3 separate regions of the Homo sapiens genome follow, and regions 1 and 3 are each linked to region 2. The links are chromatin loops, found by intact Hi-C in ENCODE. Cell type or tissue: CD4-positive, alpha-beta T cell. All regions are shown on one strand.

The links. A loop is a pair of places that touch in the nucleus more often than their neighbours do. Peaks named below come from ENCODE experiments on the same cell type or tissue, not always from the same donor. Only the 100,000 strongest peaks of a DNase experiment are listed, where the experiment ranks them.
Region 1: a loop joins it to region 2, with 11 times the contacts of the local background. A loop is called at or near these places in 45 of 110 quality-filtered maps.
Region 3: a loop joins it to region 2, with 11 times the contacts of the local background. A loop is called at or near these places in 64 of 110 quality-filtered maps.

The regions. Positions count from the first base shown.
Region 1 is chr19:56,248,316-56,256,315 of GRCh38, reverse strand. All of the region lies in intron 2 of ZSCAN5A (zinc finger and SCAN domain containing 5A), which reads left to right. It overlaps LOC124904775 (a long non-coding RNA gene), which reads left to right. Exons shown (of 2, transcript XR_007067350.1): 2 at 1-1,257. Among named protein-coding and RNA genes, the nearest start is that of EDDM13, 20 kb to the left of the region's middle. In CD4-positive, alpha-beta T cell, CTCF peaks have their summits at 2,020, 2,349 (motif pointing left) and 3,341 (motif pointing right); DNase peaks (open chromatin) are centred at 2,375 and 3,335.
Region 2 is chr19:56,061,744-56,069,743 of GRCh38, reverse strand. NLRP5 (NLR family pyrin domain containing 5) reads right to left here. Exons shown (of 15, transcript NM_001433705.1): 15 at 7,934-8,000. It overlaps LINC01864 (long intergenic non-protein coding RNA 1864), which reads right to left and starts at 3,060. Exons shown (of 4, transcript NR_110741.1): 1 at 2,769-3,060. In CD4-positive, alpha-beta T cell, CTCF peaks have their summits at 2,962 and 3,162 (motif pointing left); a DNase peak (open chromatin) is centred at 3,133; H3K4me3 peaks cover 514 bases; H3K27me3 peaks cover 840 bases.
Region 3 is chr19:56,347,278-56,355,277 of GRCh38, reverse strand. It overlaps a transcript of ZSCAN5A not described here. Among named protein-coding and RNA genes, the nearest start is that of ZSCAN5A, 36 kb to the right of the region's middle. In CD4-positive, alpha-beta T cell, CTCF peaks have their summits at 4,433, 4,634 (motif pointing right) and 6,841 (motif pointing left); a DNase peak (open chromatin) is centred at 4,647.

The DNA of each region.
Region 1 (8,000 bases), 190 kb before region 2:
GAGGCCGAGGAGGGAGGATTGCTTGAGCCCAGGAGGTCAAGGCTGCAGTGAGCTATGATCGCACCACTGCACTCCAGCCTGGGCAACAGAGTAAGACCCTGTCTCAAACAAACAAACAAAACAACAAAAAATTTAAAATCCTCTCTTTATGGTGGGATTATGGATGACATATATTCTCCATTATCCTTTTTTCTGTATTTTAAAGCATTTCCTCCTGACTGTTCTTTCTTTTTATTGTGTTTCTAGTTTTTTAGTGTGTGTGCATTTTCTCTTCTGAACTTTACCAGCTACTTAACAAGTTCTATTCAAATATCTCATTAAAAGTTTCATGGGAATACAATTTCCAAATGTATTCACTACATGCATGTATGTTATCTTCAGGATTGGAAACAGGCAATAATTACTGTTTTTTAAATAAGCCCTGAAATAAATCAAGTCACCCTTGAGGCCAGCAGTTAACAAATCATGTTTTCTGCCTCCTCAGAGTTAACTTTTTGATGCCAGTTTAGCAGCTCAACGGGCAGAAATAGAGCCAGGTGCTTTGGGACTCATTAAAACCACCCTAACAACCCTCCTAGGGACCCTGAGAATAGACGACACCATGTTTTTCATCCGTCCAGGTAGGCTGTGTAATTATGATCAGTTTATTCAACCCATCTCAGGGCTGGCAAGAAAAACAGCTTCTTTGAGGGAGAAAAAAAAAAAGCCAAAGGGAAAAACCACGTTGGGTCACAGGCAAGAGGGGTTTGGGAATTAATCAACGTGGACCCGTTAGAGGGAGTGAAACAGTGAGATGGCAGGTGGAGAGTTGCACTGGGCTACGGCACAGAGTCGGCCTGTGAGCACTGAGGCAGGTTGGGTTTTTTGTTTTTCTGTTTGCTCGTGGGCAGCAGCGGGCGGCAGACTTTCTAATTCTCTGTGGCTGACTGGGCAAAGTCTTCCCTACCACAGGCAAATCCATAGCTTCCCTCCCCACTCCCCACCTTGTGCGCTCAGCCGGCTATTGTCCACGCTTTGCTCAATATTGACGTTCTTGGAATTGTAGGTTATATATCACTTTGTGTATTTTTTGGACTATCTAAATATTATTCAAAAGCTTTCCTAACTAAAATGGAAGTTCCTTTCCTGTTTCCAATGGGAGCAGCTTTAAAAATGCAGAAAGCCTGTGAAAATGTCAGAACACGACAAATCATAAACTGATAACGTGCCATTTACTGTACCTCACTTATTCCTAAATAAAATTGTAATAAGAAAATATATATTTTAAAATATATATTTTAAAACTCACAGTTTTTGCATCAAAGGTCACAATCAACAGAGTGAAAGCAACCAATGGAATAGGGGGATACCATATTCGCACATTACATATCTGAAAAGGGGTTCATCTCCAGAGTATATAAAGAACGCTAACTCAACAACAAAACACTAACAACATGATTTTAAAATGGGCAAAGAACTTAGACATTTCTCCAAAGAAGGTCTACAAATGGCCAACAGACACAAGAAAAGGCACTCCACCTCACTAATAATTAGGGAAATGTAAATCAAAACCACACCACTGCTATCAAAAAACAGAAAATAACAAATTTTGCCAAGGATGTGGAGAAATGGGAACCCTGGTATACTGTTAATACACAAGGAAAACAGCATGGCAGCCCCCCCCAAAAATTAAACATAGAATTACGATATAATCCAGGAATGCCACTTCTGCTTATGTACCTAAAAAATTGGAAGCAGGAACTCATACTCCTATGTTCATTGCAACGTTATTCACAATAGCTCAGAAGTAGGAGCTACCCAAGCGTTCACTGAAGGAATAGATAAACAAAATATGGTCCATCTGTACAATGGAATATTATTCCCCTTTCCAAAGGGAGGACATTGTGACACATGCTACAAAGACCTCATTTGACACCAGAAAAAATAATATAATAATGTTAGCAGTTTATCCTAGAATTTGTTACAACTAATAGGTAAGATGATGAAAACATTGGTCTCCTCCTGAAATTGTATAATAAATAAAATAGTCTATACACTAATTAGAATGTAATTATATATAGCAACCAAAGTTTATGTAATACTTTGGGACCAACAACAATGATTTGTATAATAATAAAATATTTCATTATAAAATTTAAATATACATTCTAGTAGAGTACAAGAAAAAAATGTCAGATCGAGTGAACCATCATATGAACCACCAAATTTAGCCTCACACTAACAGAAGAGGAAGACTTATTTAAAAAAAAAAAAAAAGATGCTCATTCACTGGTATATCAGTTAGATAACCTTTTCTGTTGTTTGACGCTTTGGTTATGTTTAATGTCAAACAGAAGCAGAACCATCTAGCTGTTATCTGTTAGAACAAGATCTTTTCTGCCATCTGCTGGACATCTGTCATAACTATACAAATTAGCTATAAAATCATTCTAACTTTAAATTTTTAACATAAGCTGGGTGCGTATGATGCTAGTGGCACCGGCTTAGACACAGCCACCTTACCCCGTGCAAAACCTGAATTGACGAAGAGACACTGCATCCCTACTTTCTCCAGTTCTCATCCACTCAGATCTTCAACTTCTTATTGTAAGAAAAAAAAATGTATTTAGTGTCTGTAACACCGGATAACGTCTCCCCACGCGTCCTCATTCTGTTGACATCCCAACGTTCAAAACTGTTCACCTCAGTCCTTAATATCACAACCCTCACCTCCAGCCAGTGTGTGTCTTGCCAGCACACCGATGGGAGCCACTTGTTCACGTCCCTTCACTGGGGTGCACAGACTGCCACCCAGGTGTTCAGCTTTCTGGCATTTTCCTGTTATTTGCGTGCTTTATTTGGTGCACGGGATTCTTTTACAAGTTCTATGATCCTGCGGACAAGCCACTACTTCCATTTCAGGTGTTCCAACCTTTCTAGGTGAGCTATATTCTTGGGGTCCACAAATTTCTCTCTCCATCTTTTTTTCTCTCCCCCTCCACCCCTCCTCCCTGCCCACCTTCTGTTGCTCTTCTGACCATCCAGAGGACTTTTTTTTTTTTTTTTTTTGAGACAGCCTCTTGCTCTGTCACCCAAGCTGGAGTGCAGTGGCACAATCACAGCTCAAAATTCCCAGGCTCAGGTGATCCTCCCACCTCAGCCTCCAGAGTAACTGAACCTATAGGCTCACACCTCTGCAAGGGAAAGGAACAGGGCTTCTGTGTCAGTTACCAGTCAATTGCCTCCCAGCTTCTAAGTCCACAGGTTCAGTGCCGGCCCTGCAATCACGGAGCTGTCCTGGCAACTTTGCAGGGAGCGCAGTGCTAGGCTCTGCCACTAGAGGGGGTGGGAGGGATATCCCAGGAGGAAGAGGCGCCACTGCGCCGCCATCTTGTCTTTCTTCTTGCTCCTGTTATGGCCTTGTCAGCCCCACGTGAATGGGGCCCCCTGGCGTGTTCACGACCCCAGCTCCTGCCTGTGGCTGCCTTACCACAGGCCTCTCCATACTCCAGCCACCAGCCTTGGCCCCTGGACCCCAGAAGGCTGCCTCCTATTTCCCCTGGTGACCATGGTCCCACCCTTGCCCAACCAGAGGCCTCACCCAGACGTTGAGGTTCATACCTCCACTTTTGACTTGCTCTTTCCTTGGGATTATTAAAAGTTTGACCATGTTTGATGTTTGTTTCTTATCACCCCACAGCTGGACAAGCTGATTAGAAAACCTGGGTACTCCCTCTTCTAGTGCCAGTGGGGAGTTCAAACCCTGTGCAGTACCCCTGGCTGTGGCCCATCCCCTAAGCACCATAAAACCCCAACCCCAAACCAGCCTCCTTTCTCTGCCCTCTCAAGCCACATTCAGACCAGCTTGGGAAAGCCCACTCTGCTCTCTTCAGAAATCCTGTTATGTAATAAGCTTCATACCCTCTTGGAGTGTGGGTATGTGTGTGTCCTCAGTCTTAACATTCAAACTCAATTTTGGGTGGTGTAATCCTTTTTCTCCTGGGCGGCCCCAACCTTTGCGTTGTTACAGCCTCTCACCTGCTCAAGCCAGGTTTGGGTAGGTGCACCTGAATCCATCAGTTCTCCTTTTTCTCTCCCAGAAAACCATAAGAGAATCTTGATTGCTCCCATATCCTCTCTTACCCAGCACCCTCCAATCCATTATCACTTGACAGGCATGTTGAGCTTTAAATTAGGTAAACCCAATTGTGCTGCTCCATTCTTTAAAATTTGTCAATGGATTCCCATTCCTCTGAGAAACCTTCCTCCCTAGGTATCCTTCAGAATTCTTTTTTCTTTATAGTTAGGCCCATGTTGTGGTCAATAAATCTTTATTTTGGAGGTCAGAAAGCTTTTTTCCACAAAGGAGCAGAGAATATATATTTTAGGTTTTGCAGGCTATTTGGTCTATGTTGGATATTCTTCTCTGGTTTGCTCATATTACCACACTTTAAAAATATAAAAAACAATTCTTGCCCAGGTGTGCTGGTTCACATCTGTAATTCCAGCGCTTTGGAAGGCCAAGGCAGGAAGATCAATTGAGCTCAGGACTTTGAGACTGGCCTGGGCAACATAGTGAGACACTGTCTCTATAAAAACATTTAAAAATTAGCCAGGCTGAGCGGGCAGGATAACTTGGACTGGCTTATTTCACTTAACACAATCACCTGCTGGAAGCTGGTGCCCAGGAGATCAAGGCTTCAGTAAGCTATGATCATGCTACTGCACTCCATCCTGAGTGACAGAATAAGACCCTGTAAAACACACACACACAAAACTATTTTCTAGCTGTGGGCTATTGAAGGTAGCAGGCCATCGTGTGCCAGCCCCTGCTTTATATTAAATGCTGCTTGTGCAAATTGCTGTGGGTTTTTTTCTCTTCATTGGACTCTGACTGATACAGCTTCTCAATGCAGATTCTCTTTCGAAACTCCCAATCATTTTTCCCCAGAGAAAGAATACGCTAGAAAGTGGATAAAGGCCAAAAGTCCAAAACTAGTGTATCTTCAACTACACAGAAAAGCACCAAAAATGGGCCATAGACATCCCCCATTCAAAAAAATTAAACATCATGGAGAAAGGCACCCCCAGTCAGTCACTGAATACAGAAGGGTCTTCCTGAAGTACGGAGGGTAACAGAGACTGACAGTCACAAGGGTCATCAGTGGTCTTTTTTTTTTTTTTTTTTACACGGAGTCTAGCTCTGTTGCCCAGGCTGGAGTGCAGTGGCACGATCTTGGCTCACTGCAATCTCTGCCACCCGGGTTCAAGCGATTCTCCTGCCCCAGCTTCCCAAGTAGCTGGGACTACAGGTGCATGCCACCACACCTGACTAATTTTTTGTATTTTTAGTAGAGACAGGATTTCACTGTGTTAGCCAGGATGGTCTTGATCTTTTGCCCTCGTGATCTGCCTGCCTTGGCCTCCCAAAGTGCTGGGATCAGTGGTCATTTAGTTGAATAGCTTAGGCCACATAAAGCACATGGTCTTTTTGCTAAAAAGAATAGAATCCATAGAAAATAAAATGTAAAGAGTGTAACAGCAGGATTAGATTTGCTCACTTTCATACTCAGTATGGCTGCCATGTGATAATGGGTGGAAAGCCGTTGGGTAGGAGCGGATGTGGGAGAAATAAAACACTTAGTGTAGCATTCTGGGTAAGAAACCAGAAGGATTGAATATTTCAAATGCACTTATCAGACACTGGCCTCAAGATGCTGACTTGAGCAGTAAGAGATGGTAAGATTTTGCTCAGTTGATGCAAAGCTGGAACCCAGAGGAGACTGCCTCCTCACCACTGAAATGAGGGTCTATTGACGAGCAGCATGTGCCTCACCTGGAGCCTGTCACTGAATCAGACCCTGCATTTTAACAAGATCTGAGGGTGAATTATATGCACATTAAAAATTTGAGGGCCACGAGGTTACAGTAAATGAAGCGAGATGCTAGAAATTTCTCTTTATACTGTACACCAGTGGTTCTCAACCTTTGTTGCACATTAGAATTACCTGGAAAAATTTTTTAAACCTGATTTCCAAGTATCGACTCAAACTCGTATCTCTTGAGGGTGAGAGTCAGGCATCAATATGTTTCAAAATTGTCTGGGGATGGAGAAAGGGAGTCGCTCTTGAGCAGGTCTTTGCTATCTTATCCTTAGGAGCAGCCAGCCTTAAATCCACTCTCTCAGGGTGTCCTGTCTATTCTGCCCTTACCTTTCAAAATTTTCTTATTCCTTTGCAATGAATTACTCTATGCTGCATCTCTTTTACTGTGTGTCTATTGTTTACATTCCTTTAAATTAAGAAGACAAGAACCGAGGTGTCACAACAGTGAACTTTAATAAATGAATCCAGCCTATTTCCGGAGTTCTGAGGATCTCTGGTCTCTGCCTCTGTGAGCTCAACCAGCCATTCATGAAATACCCTCCCAAGACCAGCAGCATCAGCATCACTGAAAATGCAGATGCTCAGGTTATTTAAAACAAGTAAAATCTGAGAAATTTTCACCAAGAGGAGCCTAGGGAGGCATGACAACTCAAGGCAATGTGGCGCCTTGGATGGAAAAGAAGGAAGAGGAGGCCATCGTATCAACACTGAGGAGGTCTCAATAAAATAGGCACCTGAGTTCACAGCAATATACAGAGTCAGCTCATCGCTTGTGGCAAATGTGCCGTATTAAAGAACCATGTGAACAGTGGGGGAAATGGTGCAGAGCATTGGCGAGCTCTATAGACTTTTGAAAGATATTCTAAGATGAAATCTAAGGCCAGGTATGGCGGCTCGTGCTCATGTAATCCCAGCACATTGGGAGGCTGAGCCAGGCAGATCACCCAAGATCAGAAGCTCCAGACCAGCCTGGCCAACATGGCGAAACCCTGTCTCTACTAAAAATAAAAAATTAGCCAGGCGTGGTGGCGGCACACCTGTAATTGCAGCTACTCAGAAGGCTGAGGCAAGTGAATTGCTTCAACCCGGGAGGTGGAGGTTGGGGTGAGCCGAGATTGCGCGACTGCACTCCAGCCAGCCTGGGTGACAGAGTGAGACTTGGTCTAAAATAAAATGAAGTCTATTTTTCAATGCAAACTCTAAGGCCACACCCCTGATCTACTAAACTGGAAGCTCTGGGATCAGGGCCCACCCTTTTGTAGATTAGCAAAGCCTTCAGGATGTGGTACTATCACTAAGACCAACTAGTCACCAGAGACTCCCAATGCCTCTGTAGTTCAAGATTCAAATCAGGAATTTAGAAGTTGCCAAATTTAGACCAAGAAATACACCATCTGGGGCGGGGAGATAAATAGGCAGAGCAGAGAGGATTCGGGGGGGGCAGTGAAAATATCCCCCATGATACTCCAGTGGTGGATACTCATGAGGCCTTTGTCCAAACCCACAGGATGTACAACACCCAGAGCGAGCCCTAATGAACACCATGGACTCTGGGTGGTGGTGATATGTCCAGGCAGGCTCACTGATGGAACAGGTGCACCGCTCTGCTGGGGATGCTGGGCGGGGAGAGGCTGTGCCGTGTGGGGAGGGAGTCTAGGGGAACTCTGTGCTGTCCACTGAATTTCCCTGTGAACCTAAAACAGCTCTGAAAAAGTCATTAGCCAGGCGTGGTGGCTCACACGTATACTCCGAGCACTTCTGGAGGCCAAGGTGGAAGGATCGCTTGAGGCCAGGACTTTGAGACCAGCCTTGGCAACAAAACCAGATCCCATCACTACAAAAAATTATTTCAAAAAATTTGAATAAAATAATACTAATAAAGCCTAATACAAACAATACAGGATGCAGTGGCTCACACCCGTAATAGCACTTTGGGGGGCCGAGGCAGGCAGATCACTTGAACTCAGGAGTTCAAGACCAGGCTGGGCAACGTGGCAAAACCCCTCTCTACAAAAAAATACAAAAATTAGCTGACATGGTGTGGTGTGTTCTAGTCCCAGCTACTCCGGCGGCCAAGACGGCAGAATTGCTTGAGCCGTGGAGGTCAGGTCTGCAGTGAGCTGTGATTACACCACT
Region 2 (8,000 bases):
TGCCTGGCTCATTTTATTTAATGTAATATCCTCCAGGTTCATCCATGTTGCATGTGACAAAATTCTCTTTGTATTTTCTATGCTTGTTTTTACCCTGTATCGGCAGAGCTGAGCAGTTACAATAGACCTATGCTTGTTTTTACCCTGTATCAGCAGAGCTGAGCAGTTACAATAGACTAAATGGCCCCCAAAGCCTAAAATATTTGCTGTTTGGCTCTTTTTTGGAGACAGGATCTCACTCTGTTGCCCTGGCTGGAGTGCAGTGGTGCGATCATGGCTCACTGCAGCCTTGACCTCCTGGGGTCAAGTGATTTTTGCACCTCAGCCTCCTGAGTAGCTGGGACCACAGGCGTGCACTACCACACCTGGCTAATTTTTTTTCAAGTTTATTTTTTGTAGAGACAGAGTCTCACTACATTTCCCAGGCTGGTCTTGAACTCCTGGGCTCAAGTGATGCTCCCGCCTTGGCCTCCCAAAGTGCTGAGATTGTAAGCATGAACCACCATACCTGGCCTATTTGGCCTTTTACAGAAAAAAATTGCCAACCCCTGGTTTATGGTCTTAGTCAGGACTTGTCTTCGCTCTTCTCCTCCAGAGTTTCCTTCTCTTTTCTGTCTCCATCAAACAGGGTCCTCACCCTCCAGCCCGTATTCTCTCTGACCAACACTTGTGGTACACTCAGAGCTTCGTTTTTGCAGTTCTGGCTTTGAGAGTGTGATCTGAAGAGCACTTGCATCAGAATGGCTTAGGAAAGCTTTTTAAAATTCATATTCCCAGGCTTCACCTGGGTCCCGCCATACCAGAATTGGCCGTGGGGCTCAGGAACCTGAAGCTTGCTCTCTCCCCAGTTGAGACAGTCTCACTCTGTTGCCCAGGCTGGAGTGCAGTGGCATGATCTTGGCTCACTGCAACCTCTGTCTCCTGGGTTCAAGTGATACTTGTGCCTCAGCTTCCCAAGCAGCTGGGATTACAGGCGCCTGCCACCATACCCAGCTAAATTTTTTGTTTTTAATACAGATGGGGTTTCACCACATTGGCCAGGCTGATCTTGAACTCCTGACCTCAAGTGACCCACCCACCTTGGCCTCCCAAATTGCTGGGATTATAGGCGTGAGCCACCACACCCTGCCAGGTTTCTAAGATATTTTCAGGCTAATGAAAACTTCACAAGCCCTGGATACTGTGCTGATAACACCCCCTGCATAAAAGTACAGCCCTGAGCTCTCTCCACTCTGCAAACCACATCTTCCACTTTCACTAATAAATTTCCAGCCTAATTTCCTGCCTTTTAACTGCTTTATTTCCTCAGGAATTCTGAATCAGATCTCAGATGGAGGCAACTATATTGGTTCATCATTTTTTGCTTTTTAAAAAATAATTTACAAACCATGGAATTCACCCATTTTAAGGTGTACAATTAAATAATGCTTTAGTATATTCACATAGTTGTACGTCTATCACTCCAAAAGGAAACCCCGTGCCAGGAAGAGTCACTCATTCCCTGCTCCTCTCCCAGCCCTGGGCAAACTCTCATCTTGTGTCTCTGTGGATTTCCCTCTTCTGGTCATTTCATATCAATGGAATCATACAAGTGGCCTTTTGTATCTGGCTTCTTTACAGTGGATAATGTTTATGAGGTTGATCCATGTTGTAGCACGTATCGCTACTATATTCCTTTATTCCTTTTTTTTTTAAATTGAGATGGAGTCTTACTTTGTTGCCCAGGCTGGAGTGCAGTGGTGCCATCTCGGCTCACTGCAACCTCCGCCTCCTGGGTTCAAGTGATTCTCCTGCCTCAGCCTCCTGCGTACCTGGGATTACAGGTACACGCTATTACCCTGGGCTAATTTTTGTATTTTTAGTAGAGACGAGGTTTCACTATGTTGGCCAGGCTGGACTTGAACCCCTGACCTCAGGTGACCTGCCTGCTGCAGCCTCCCAAAGTGCTAGAAGTACAGGAATGAGCCACTGCACCTGTTGTTTTTTTTTTTTTTTTAATGAGACAGGGTTTCACTCTGTCACCCAAGCTGGAGACTGCAGTGGTACAATCTCGGTTCACTGCAGCCTTGACCTCCCAGGCTCAAGTGATCCTCCCACCTCAGCCTCCCAACGGGCTGAGACTATAGGCTTGTACCGCCATACCTATTTAATTTTTAGTATTTCTAGTAGTGACGGGGTTTCGCCATGTTGCACAGGCTGGTCTCAAATTCCTGGGTTCAAGTGAGCCTCCCAACTCAGCCTCCCTAAGTGCTGGGATTACAGGCATGAACCACTGTACCCAGCCTGCATTCTTTTTTTCATGGCTGAATAATATTTCATTGTGTGGATAGACCACATTTTGTTTACCCATTCATCTGCTGATAGACACGTGGGTTGTCTGCACCTTTTGGCTGTTGTGAACAAGGATACCTACTTCATCTCTTACCTTGGTCACAGGCGGCCTACAGGTCATTAGGCAGCTTAAAGACTGGCTGTTCTTCAAACGCTAGCTCCTGGTCCAGTCAGCTGCAATGGAGGCCAGCTGCTTGGGTCATTCATCCAGGACCCCGGCTCAGAATGGCTTTGCACTCAGTATAGTGACTCACAGTCATCTTGAAATTCTTAATTTTTGAACAAAGCACCCACATTTTCATTTTACACCTGGGCCTCCAGATAATCTTGGTTGATTCCATTTTGACAATGGGGAATAAAGCTAAAGAACAAACCTACATTCTTGGGTGTCTGCTAAGCAGCTGTCACCTCCAATAGAACCAACAAGTGGCTGATACCTTCTGAGCAGGGCTGACACGGATTTCCTGTGAGCCAGTCGCGTCCGGCGAGGGGAAGGGGAGGCCGCTGGGTGTGCTGGTGAGGGAGGGCTCCCTGCTTCCCGTGGACCAGCGGGTCTCAGGCTGGTGCCCCGGGTAACATCCGGCTGTGTCTGAAGACTTTCTTGGTTGTCACAACTGCGGGAGGGAAGGCACCTGGCAGGTAAAAGCAGGGACGTCACTGAACACCCTACAGCCCACAGGCGGGACCCCGATGTGGAAGTGGCCGGTCCCACCGTCAGCAGTGCCTGCGGTGAGAAAATCCACAGTGGGGATGCGGGGAGGAGCCCGCCCTGCTCCCGGGAGGGTCTCAGGGAAGATGACGCTCTGCTGCCACCCAGCGGCCATCAGGGGAAACTCAACCAGGGAGCTGGCGTCCCGCGGGGTTCACTGACCCTGGAATTGCCTTCCCAGGAAGCTTCTACGCAGTGATCTCAGGTGGACGTTCTGTGCCATGCAGCTCAAAGCATCAGAGTTTGTGCGGCTCCACACACACCCCAGCTACAGCGTGGCTGGCAGGTGGAGGTGAATTCTCTATCGTTTGACTCACGGGTGAGGAAAGGGTCCTTCCTCATAGAGATAAGAGCCCAGATCAGCAGGGAGACAGCGCTCCCACCTGTCCTACCCACGATGTGATGCACCAGGCAGCGGGGGCCTGGGACTCCCCACGGTTGCCCTCCAGGACCGGGTCCGTTGCCTTCCTGATGCTCTTCCCTCCCCGTGGTACAAATGTTAAAAACAAACAACAAGACAAAACGAAAAACTATGTAGGAAGGGTACATTTTCATGGTATGTCATGTCCCAAACTTGACGAAAAACCAGCAGTGCAGAAAAAAGTTTTTCTCAGACCTCAAAGATAGCTAGTCTAGAAAAATAGAATAGTCCTAGTCTCTTGCGAACCTGCCATTTTAGCTGTGAGAACAGCTGCAATTCATGCATTTGTCCTTCATTAGAAGGTAATACATTTTAGGAGAACAGGGATCTTTGTCCTGCACTATCAGCCTGAGGGCAGCGGCCAGCACATAGGGTTATAGGGTTTATACAGACTCATCATTACTTCATCCTCTACGTTTAGGAATTTAGAATAAGAAACAAGGAGTTGGGTAGAAATCAAGGTATCATCCCTATTATTCAAAGCTCTGAGGCCAGGCTGGGTATGGTCACTCACACCTGTAATCCCAGTGCTTTGGGAGGATAAGGCGGGTGGATCAACTGAGGTCAGGAGTTCGAGACCAGCCTGGCCAACATGGAGAAACCCCATCGCTACTAAAAATACAAAAACTAGCCAGGCGTGGTGGCGGGTACCTGTAGTCCCCACTACTCAGGAGGCTGAGGCATGAGAATTGCTTGAACCCGGGAGGCGGAGGTTGCAGCGAGCCTAGATTGTACCATTGCAACCCAGCCTGGGTGACAAGAGCAAAACTGTCTCAAAAAAAAAAAAAAAAAAAAAAAAAAAAAAAAACACCAACCCCCGTCCCCCCGCCCGCCACCACACACACACACAGACTCTGAGGCAAGTGGTCTGTATCTGCAGCCTCCTAGCACTTCGCCACAATCAGTATTCCGCCCACCCATCCCACCCTCAGCAAAGCTTGCTGCATGAAAGAGGAAAGTGTGTACACATCTGGAGACAGGAGGCTTGTGAAGAGCACTTAGAAGGTCCAGTTCCTCCCTCCTAGCCGTAGCACCTGGGTAACTCCCTCTACCCTTGGAAATGGCCAAGAGGCTCAAGAGAAAGAAACTCTTTTCCAACAGGCAGCAGTGAGTAGAACACAGCTTTCTGCCAGTGTGGAGTAGTGCATCAGATTCTAGGCGGTTTCATGATCCTCATCCTGGTGTTCCCATCTTGCCAGATCCCCTTCCCTCAAGTGTGGGAGGGGCTTGTGACTTACTTCTATCCAAACGGAATGTGGCAGGGTTGATGGGATCTGACTTCTGTGATGCCATGAGATTGTAAGTCTGTCTTGCTGAGTGACTGTTTTGCTGGCTTTGAAGATCCAATCTGCCATATGGAGACGGCCAAGCAGAAAAGAGCTGGGGATGGCCTGGGGCTGACAGTCAAGAAACCAAGGCCCTCAGTCCAGCAGCCTGAAAATGGATGTTCCTGGGACCTGCATGAACTTGGAAGAGGTCCTTGTCCCGGTTGGGTCTCAGATGAGACCACAGCCCTGGTCAACACCTTCATCGCAGCCTTGTGAGACCCTGAGACAGAGGATCCAGCTGAGTCATATCTGGACTCAAACACCGAGATCACGTGTTTTAACTGCCGAGTTTGTGGTAATGTTGTAAACAGCAACAAACAACTAATACAAGTAGGTAAATATTGGTGGAGTGAATGTTCCAGCCACTTCTACAGCTGATTTACAGAGATTCATCTCTTCTTGATTCTATAGGGTAAGTACAATTTTTCCTACTTTACAGATAAGAAATCAAAAGCCCATGGAGGTTGACATTTGTATAGTGTCATAAAAATCATTCGAAACAGCCAGAATTTGAACACAGGTCAGCATAAAAAACTTGAAGCTGGGCACAGTGGCTCACACCTGTAATTGCAGAACTTTGGGAGGCTGAGGCAGGAGGATCACTTGAGCCCAAGAGTTCAAGACTAGCCTGGGCAAGATAATGAGATGTTTCTAAAAAATAAAAATATTGTTTCTAAACTTGGCTTTTCCCTTTGACCTTCCCTTTGGCTGTAACTTTACAAAGTGGGATATTTGTAACTGTTGGGGGTGGGGTAGGCAGCAGTGCTCAAGATAATGCACTGGACACAGGAGGGCATTGTGTATTTTTAGCTATATACAAGGTGATAGATCTTTAACAAGACTAACATAGTAATGCTTTGTTAACACAAACATTAATGGTGGTTTCCTTGCCCCCCTCCCCCCCCCTTTTTTTTTGAGACAGAGTCTGGCTCTGTTGTGCAGGCTGGAGTGCAGTGGCACGATCTTGGCTCACTACAAGCTCCGTCTCCCGGGTTCACGCCATTCTCCTGCCTCAGCCTCCCAAGTAGTTGGGACTACAGGCACCCACCACCACGCCTGGCTAATTTTTTGTATTTTTAGTAGAGATGGGGTTTCACCGTGTTAGCCAGGATGGTCTCAATCTCCTGACCTCGTGATCTGCCCACCTCAGCCTCCCCAAGTGCTGGGATTACAGGCGTGAGCCACTGCACCCGGCCTCCTTGCCCTGTCTTTATGTTAGATGGGCCTGTGTCCCATGTGGGAGAAGAGGTATCCTGAAGACAGATACTCTGATTCGGAAGGGCTTTTCCCCCACTACTTCACCCATTCACCTCGTAAACCCTATCACATTGGTCCAATGTCCAAGTATTTTATAAACAAACACTCCCAGAACACACAAGTATTTAAAAAGTATTCCTGCAAAGAAACCATAGGTTGAAGATAATGCTAATACTATAACCACAAATAAACTGCAGAGTTGACGTTCCTCCTATATCTGATATAAACTTTATTAGCTCCATTGCAATGGGAGCAGAAAAGGGGGCATGCCAGCCCCTGTCTAATATACGCTGACAGGGAATGATGCTAGAACATTCCCCCGGTTTGAAAGGGGCTGCTGGAGTTAGAGGTTTACACACAGTACAGTGAATGGCTCGTGGAAGGTGGTTGTATGGTAGAGGCAACATTTCAATGAGTAGAATGAACTCCAGAAATGGATTTCCTGGGTCTGAATGGCAGCTCTGCTACTTACTGGCTGTGCATTCTTTTTTTTGAGATGGAGTCTCGCTCTGTCACCCAGGCTGGATTGCAGTGGCATGATCTCAGCACACTGCAAGCTCTGCCTCCCGGGTTCGAGTGATTCTCCTGCCTCAGCCTCCCGAGTAGCTGGGATTACAGGCATGAACCACCACACGGGGCTAATTTTTGTATGTTTAGTAGAGACGGGGTTTCACCATGTTGGCCAGGTTGGTCTCGAACCACCGATCTCAAGTGTTCCGCCTGCCTCAGCCTCCCAAAGTGCTGGGATTACAGGTGTGAGCTGCCCCGCCCGGCCTTGCTGTGCATTATTTTCTGCACCTCAATGTCCTCATCTGTAAGATGGAAGCAAAAAATATACTTACCTCTAAGGTGTTGTAAAGACCAAATAAGTTAATTCATACTGCTTAGGACAGGGCATGGTATACAGGGCTGTGTTAGATTATCATCATTCATCATCGTCATCATGGATGAGAGAAATAAATACAAGAAATCATAAGAAGTATATTTTGGTAAGAATGTAAGAGTTTTCCACTCTTCTAGGAATAGACTGATGGTTCTGTAGCCATGGTAATAAGTAGCTACCTAGACAGGTTTAAATCCATTAAATGGATCCAAGACAACTTACCTCAGTGAACATGCTTTTGCAAGCCAATCAACAGCTGCCCTTTGCATTGGAAATTCAGCCAGTCAGAAGGGATGCACTCTGATGAACACACCTCTACCAATCAGCCTCACCTGAGTAACCACAGGCCAACTTACACCTTCAAGGTTTAGCCTCATTCTGTACCTCCCCAAATTCCTCCCCACAAAGATCAGAAGTCTGCTCTACTCAGAGATACTGTGGTAGACCAGCTTTTCATTACACTAAGGAATAAATTCGGCTTTATGTTTATAGTTCAGATATTGAGTGACAGTAACACCATCCTTTGGTATTCAGGTATGTGCTTTAAAAAACTAGTAGTTGGCCAGGTGCAGTGGCTCACGTCTGTAATCCCAGCACTTTGGGAGGCTGAGGCAGGCAGATCACGAGCTCAAGAGATTGAGACCATCCTGGCCAACATGGTGAAACCCTGTCTCTACTAAAAGTACAAAAAGTTAGCCGGGCGTGGTGGCGGGTGCCTGTGGTCCCAGCTACTTGGGAGGCTGAGGCAGGAGAATGCTGTGAACCCAGGAGGCAGGGGTTGCAGTGAGCCAAGATCGTGCCACTGCACTCCAGCCTGGGCAACAGAGTAAGACTCCATCTCAAAAAAAAAAAAAAAACAAAAAACAAAAAGAAAAACACAAAAAACAAAAAACCACCACTAGTTGTGGTACCCAAATTCAGGGGCTGCTTTTGAAGATCTAGGTCCTCCCAACCTCTCTGCTCCTAAACCATATCCCCACTAGTTAAGAAAACCACTTGACAACTTTTCCAAATGCTTTGTGTTTATTTAATTCCCTCTATATGCTCTGAGATATGACGGACATTTCACAG
Region 3 (8,000 bases), 290 kb before region 2:
AGTTTTGGTAAGTTTTGATTTAAGCAATAATCTATCATGAGAAAAAGTTCACACTTACTGCCCAGGGTTACTCAATGCTAGAGGCTTCATGTGGAGCTTCTGAAATTATGTATGGGAGACCCGTGGAGCTGTCAATTGGGAACAAAATGCCCCACATCATGATTACTATCCTCAATAGAAAAACCACGTTGGGTTTCAAATATCAGTGTCACACCCACATTTCCTCTGAAATTCAGGTGCTGGTTTACAGCTAAGATGCTTTCCACATGAGCATATTAATGTTGGGGTCCTCAGTTTTGGGGATGTAGCCAGGATTTACTTAAATGAAGGCTGAGGATTTCCTGGGGAAATACCAGAAACATTGTCTTGTATATGACACAGTAGATTGGAACAAGATTTTCTAATATGCATAGTTTAGGGAATCGCATTTTAACTCTGTCCCTAAAACACAGTCATTCAGCCGTCAGAAAGTGGTCCACGCTGACATTCCATTATTAACTCACCTTGGCCTTGGAATTCAAGAATGACTTGGGGAAGAGCTGAATGGGAAGGTGGGAGGTGTAGAGGTGTGGGCCCTTCTGACTCTCTAAACCTGCTTTCTTACGTTTAACTTCTATCCATGGTGAACGATCCCAGGGAACAACAGATTGGACCCAACTAGGATCTCCCTTGGAGTGGATCAGACTGATGATTTCCACTATCCAAAAGCTTCCTGAATAAAAAAGAAGAAGGTGTCACCTACTTCAATGTGACATTGACCCCACCACTACATCTTAAAGACCCTGTGTTATTTCAGCAATAATGCCCCTGCCCATCAATCCAACTGGTGTTTTCATTCCTCATCTTAGTCTTAAGTGCATTCAACTGATGCTTTATTCTAGAGGTACTCTGTTCCTTTCACCTTTATGTGGCCATCTTTACCCTGTTTTGTCATAATACTCTTTTAAAAAACCAACTTTTAAAATGTTAAATTGTGGTAAAATACAAACAAACAATTGACTGGCTTAACCATTTGTAAGTGTCCGGTTCAGTAAATATGCACATTATCATGCAACCATCACCACCATCCATCTCCAGAATGTTTTTCTCTTTGCAAAATTGAAACTCTGTAAACATTAAAAAGCAACTCTTTTTATTCTCTTCCCATCAGCTCCTCGCAACCACCACACTACTTTCCCTCTCTATGAATATTTCTATACCAGGTACCTCCTATGACTGGATCACACAGTATTTATCCTTTCATGCCTGACTTTTACATAGTATAGTGCCCTCAAGGTCCATCCATGTGGTACCATGTATTAGAACTTCCTCTCTTTTAAGGGCGACTAATATTCCATTGTTTGTATAGAGTACATTCTGTTTATCTGTTCATCTGTCGATGGACATGTGGGCTGCTTCCACCTTTGGGCTGTTGGATGCCCTAATATTCTTGCTCCCACTGCTCAATATCATTTTATTTATTTATTTATTTATTTTTTATTTTATTTTTATTTTTTGAGACAGAGTCTCGCTCTGTCACCCAGGCTGGAGTGCAGTGGCACGATCTCGGTTCACTGCAAGCTCTGCCTCCCGGGTTCATGCCATTCTCCTGCCTCAGCCTTCCGAGTAGCTGGGACTACAGGTGCCTGCCACCACGCGCAGCTAATTTTTTGTATTTTTTTTTAGTAGAGACGGGGTTTCACCGCCGTTAGCCAGGATGGTCTCGATCTCCTGACCTCCTGACCTCCTGATTCGCCCGCCTCGGCCTCCCAAAATGCTGGGATTACAGGCGTGAGCCACCGCGCCCGGCCTCAATATCATTTTAAAAAGAGCAAAACTGTCATGTGCAGCCAACATGGAGGGAGGGAACTGGAAGAAATTATGTTAAGTGAAATAAGCTCAGCCCAGTAAAACAATGGCACCAAATAGTCTTAATGCACAGAATAGACCATTGAACCACTGCACACATGCACTTGCTAAATATTACAATATTTTCACTCCCATTTTCCCACCTTTCATATTCTTTCTCTAGTTACACTGTAGTATCCGTTACACTCGATAATCCCAGCTTCCCTGTATGTGCTTCTCCACCAGCGATCTCTGCCTCAATGCATGACACCAACACATGTCTACTATTCTTTGCCTGAAACCTCAGGCATATGTATGTGCCTTCTCCTCATCCATGCGGTTCTCAGCTGGGGTAAACTGTGTCCACCTCAAGGGAAAATTAACAGTGACTGCAGACATTTTGAGTTATCACACTTGAGTATGCTACTGACTCCAGTGGGCAGGGGCCAGGGATGCAGCTAAACATCCTACAATGCACAGGACAGCCCTCTTCCCCCTGAAAATGTATTATGTGGCCCACAATGTCTGTAGTGTAATAGATCGAAACACTGCCATCTGGCAAAGACCTTCTCCTCGACCAGACTTGACTTGGGCTTCCCTGAGTCCTCTTCCTGACTAGGCCTGGACTTTGGACATCTGTGTTGAAACTGTGTTGCACCCAGTTTCAACAAGGGTAATGAGAATCCCCCCATCCTTGATACCTGATCAGATTTCCCATGTTCCACTCTTAATGTCTAAATCTTTGGCCTGCCTTTAGCAAGGATTCTGCTCCTGATACCTAATCAAGTTGTTCTTTGTAATTTCCCACCCACTGACCGCCTTACTTTGATAATTGTCTACAAAAAACCAACTATCATTGCTATATTCAGAGTTGGGTCTCTCTCCCCTGTTGCAATTGTCTTGAATATTCTTCCTCACCATTTACCCAAGTGTCAGAATATTTTTTCTTTTACATCTAACAGTCTCACATTCACGCTCAGCATCTAAGGATAAATGTTTATTTTTTCACCGAAATTCTTTCAATAATCAGTCCCTTCTAACCATCCTGCATGATCACTTAAATCTGCCTTAGCTTCTGTGGGATCTCATGTCTCTCTCTGTCTCTACAGTGCCCCAGTAATCACATTCATTTGCATTATGTTTAATTGTCTGGTTTAATCCGTCTCTCTGAGTAGAAGCTTTGTTAAAACACCACACTATCGGCGCCTGTAGTCCCAGCTACTTGGGAGGCTGAGGCAGGAGAATGGCGTGAATCCAGGAGGCGGAGCTTGCAGTGAGCTGAGATCGTGCCACTGCACTCCAGCCTGGGTGACAGAGCGAGATTCCGTCTCAAAAACAAAGAAACAAACAAACAAAAAAACCCCACACTATCCACCAAAGCATACCCAAGCGCAGGGCATAAAGAAGGCACTCCATCAGTATCTTCACCGCATCCCTTCCTGAGTTTCGGGTCCCACTTCCCTACCTGACTTTGGGTAAGAAAGTGTAATGACATCTTCATCCCGCAACACAATTTCATCTTGCAAACGTCTCAGGTCTGTAAAATTATTGCTGGGAAAAGGAATCCCTTCAATCCAGATAGATCCACCAGCCATCTAAAGAAACACCACAGTCTTCCCAGGTTCGTATTCGCTGCACCTGTGCAATCTTAGCGGCACCACTTTTCTTGTTCTGCGACAGGTTAAGATGCAAAGGATGGAGACATTGGGACAGAGCAGCCCAAGTTCATTTTGATACAGCTCCGATGACTGGACGATTACCAGGCTTTTTGGTCTGGTGCTGATAGGATTAACGACATGGACACATGTGGAGTAGTTTTAAGGAGTGAAAAGTTTAATAGCAAGTAAGAAGGAAGAAAGAAGAGAACAGCTCCCCCGTACTGAGACATGGGAAAGGAACAGAGATAGACCCTGTGCGCAACAGAAAGACAGTCCCTTATATCTGGAGGCTGGAGGAGGCAGTATCTGGTTTGCATAGGGCCCAAAGGATTGGCTTGACCAGGTGTGTTATTCATGTAGCCTGGGAGAAACCAGGCCCTCCCGCCATAGCCTTTTAATATGCAAATGTGGGTTGCCATGATGGTTTGAACACATGGTGTTACTTGGAGGTGGCCTTCACACTTTGCACAGGTGGTAACAAGGAGAAGACGGTGGGAATCACCATGTTGAGTGGACCCAGTTTCTAGTGGCCAGCATTTGCATATCAAAGCTTGTCAGCCCGGCCCTTGAAGCCGCCTTTTTGGTTAGAAAAGAGATTGCTTGGTTAGAAAAGAGATTTCTTATTACAGGAAAATTTTCACCAAGAACCTTTACCCTTACTGTATGCCTAAAATGATTTCTTAATAACTCCTGTAATATCCCCCCCTCAAAGAGAAGTAAACCTAACTGCTGTTAGGGGGTGTTAGATGATGATTCTTTCTGGGTACTGTCTGCTGAAAAGGGGCGTGTGGTTGGGGGGGGACAGCAATTGGGCCTTCTCCTGTGGTTGATCTGAGGTTCTCAGAAGAATGGCATGTCTGTGTGTGGCTCAGCTCACAGCACCATTTAAAGTTTAATTGCTTCTATTAAACTTTATTTAATGTTTTATTAAATAAAACATTATTTAATAAAATATTAAAATATTAAACTTTATTTGATTTAAGGTGAAAAAATATAAATTTTACAAGAAGATTTAAAATGTAGGGTTAGGATACAATTATTAAAATTACCACCGTTAGTGGGGGGCCCTGTTAGACCATAACTGACAGTAGAGTTTGACACCTTTTAGTTACACCAATGGATTGCAATACTGGCTTGCCTCCACTAGATGTCGGTGTACATTACCAGAAACGTTAATATAGCGGTAACTTTTTCCTAGAGAAAAGCGGACATTTCCCCCTTAATCTGCCGTTAGAGAATAACTTTAGGCCTAGGCCATTTTTACAACTTGCAATATGATTGGGAGAAAGACATTATTGGGTGGCTAAAATAACTTTAGCGTTAATTTTGACAATTCCTTTCCTTTAATTACTAAATTCTTTTATGACTTTTATAAACCTTCTTACAACACCTTTACACTTTTTGATTTGTCCTAAACATCCTTTCTTTAAACAACCGGTTATTTCCCTTTAGTACAAGAATTTACCATACAAAATCCTTCCGTACATAAAATCTCTTCCTTTATAACCTTTTCATAGTGTGTATTATATTACCAACCTTTAGTAAAAAGTCTTTTCAAACTTAGTGATGGTATAACTTTCATGCTTCTTATCCATAACTATTAGTCCTGCTATAAGCAAAACAACCTTGACTAAATTTTTCCTGCAATTATTAATCCTGTTATAAGGATGATAATCTGGCAAAATATTACAGCAATTAGAATTTTACAACCAGAATTCCACATTGTGAGTGCCACAGCGTTTAGTTCTATTGCAAATAGTAGCTTGACTAGAACAATTTTCACAAGAGTGGCATAGTAAATAATTTTCATTTAAAACTTTACTTGCCAAGACATAACATGTCCCTTTGGGGATTTACAAAGTTACAAATATGATTCTATGAATAATTAAATCTCTCTGCAAATATGCATTAAAAAGAAGTTCTAATATTTGGCAGTGAACTTTGAGAGGAAAGTTTAGAAATAATAAAAAGTATTTGATAAGGTAGGAGTGGGACTGAGTAAGATGCGTAGCCCTCACTCAGTTACTTATCTTTTATGATTTTCAGCTTAAGATCTTCTACTTTTTTTTTTTTTTTTTTTTTTTTTTTGAGACGGAGTTTTGTTCTGTCGCCCAGGCTGGAGTGCAGTGGTGTGATCTTGGCTAACTGCAACCTCCACCTCCCGGGTTCAAGCGATTCTCCTGCCTCAGCCTCCTGAGTAGCTGGGACTACAGGCGCCCACCACTGCACCCGGCTAATTTGAATTAGTTTTTGTATTTTTAGTAGAAACAGGGTTTCACCATGTTAGCCACGCTGGTCTCGATCTCCTGACCTCGTAATCCGCCCGTCTCGGCCTCCCAAAGTGCTGGGATTACAGGCGTGAGCCACCGCGCTCGGCCAAGATCTTCTATTTCTTCACACTGATATTGAGGACATTCCTCTGGACCGTCAGGGGTTGCTTCCTCAGCTTTGCAGGCTTTGGCTTGATCGTGATGTATTCACAAGTTGATTCCTGTAACTTTTACTGCCCAAGGGGGTTGAGAGAACAACAGTGTAGGGCCCTTCCTAGCTTGGCTTAGGGAAGGTGACAGAGGTGAGAGTTTTACTAATACCAAATTTCTTGGGTTAAATAGAGGTGGTTCCTGCTGGAAGTGAGCTAGAGAGGTTACATGCTTAACCAATTTAGAGGTTTCCTGCCTGAAAACAATTTCTGAGCACATGGATAAGTTTTATCCTTTCCCAAGTGAAAAGCTTGGTGAAGGATTTTAAGAACTTTTCATTGGCTGGAGGCTGGCAAATAGAGTTTGCCATCCTGACTGTAGCCATCCTGAGGGCTGAAAAGTATGCCCTAGAGAAGTAGTCTATTCTATTTTTGTAGGGGAATACTGAGGTTTAATTTCTCTTACAGAGTCTTTTTAGATTAGAAGGGGCTTGAAGTGTGTTAATACCTCGAAGCTTTCATGCCTTTGACTTAGCTGCCTGATCAGCTAATTTATTTCTTTCGGCTACCTTGTTTCCTTTTAATGTTCCTTAAAATGCATCCTTGCTATTTTTTTGTGGAAGAAAAACTGAGGATAATAACCTGCTAATTTCCTGGTGATATTTTATAGGAGATCCATTAGTGGTAAGAAAATGTGTTTCCTTTTAAATGGCCCCAGCATGAGCATGGAGAGCTATGAAAGCATACTTGGAGTTAGTGTAAATGTTAGCTGCCTTTCCCTTGCTTAATTTAGGTGCTCTTGTAAGAGCTATTAGCTCAGCTAATTGAGCGTTTGTGCCTGGGGAGAGTGACTACTGCTTATCCTGCCTTATGTACATCTTGCTTTACTGGCTGTCAGCTAAGAGCTCCCCCTAGAGGACCGTGATTCTGCTACATTATGTGGGCTGTAAACAGTTAAATTATTTCCTAGGGTTAACTTGGAGGCTTTTCTGACTAGTAGAGCTATCATGACAATGGCTTGCAAGCGTGTGTCAACTAAGGTTGAGAAAAAGATTGGATTAGCCTTTTTCCTGAGATGCCCCTTACGGTCATGCTCTGGGGAGAGGGGAGATCTGGATTAGAGAGGAGAAGACAGAGAGAGACTAGCTCTAGTGTTTGGAAGGAGGTTTACTTTCCTTCCTTTAATTTCCAGAATCATCCAGAGCTCCTGTGCTATAATGGCAGTTTGAACCGCTGGAGCCGAGATTTGAGCCCCGGGACCCATCAGTCCTGCTGGACCGTCTGTGAAACTGGTCCTGAACCCAGTGACCTCCGCCTCTGGGGGCAATTCCATCTCCAGTGGTTTTTGCCACAGGCTGGACAGGGTCGAAGTTGCTTCGTCTTGCTGCCTGGGCAATCCTTAAAATGCCCTGGCCTGCCACATCAATAGCAACTAGCAGATGCACCTTGGGGATTCTGGATGTTGCAAGCCTGCAAAGCTGCTGCTAGAGCCTCTGTCCGTCTCCCGAGCTTGCTCTCTTTCTTTTGGGCATCCTCCTCCTGGTCCATATTATTAAAGACCGAAGTGGCCACTTTCAGGAGGCTCTCTAAGGTGCTGTCTGGTCCTGTACCTTGGTTTTGTAGTTTCCTTCTACTATCAGGAGCTGCCTTGTGTAATAAACTTGTCCTTCAGGATGAGCTGTTCCTCAACTGAATTACGGGATAAGGAGGTATACTCTATTAGTGCCTTTCCATAAAGGCTACAGGAGTCTTATCTGGCTTTTGGTCCATTATAGACAGTTTAGAGTATGATACCTTGTTTTAACCTGAATTGACTCTCCCTTAGCTGAGAGAGCCAGACAGACACCATCTTGGCTCCTTCACTTACAGCCCCTTACTCACCCCCTTCCTCAAGGACTTAACTTGTGCAAGCTGACTCCCAGCACATCCAAGAGTGCAATTAACTGATAAGATACTGTGGCAAGCTATATCTGCAGTTCCTAGGAATTTGCCCAGTTGATAGCACCCAGAGCCCCCCGCGTTTGTGTCCGGTTGATAACACCCAAAGCCCCGCGCCTATCACCTTGTGATGGATTTAAAACCCCTGCACCTGGAAC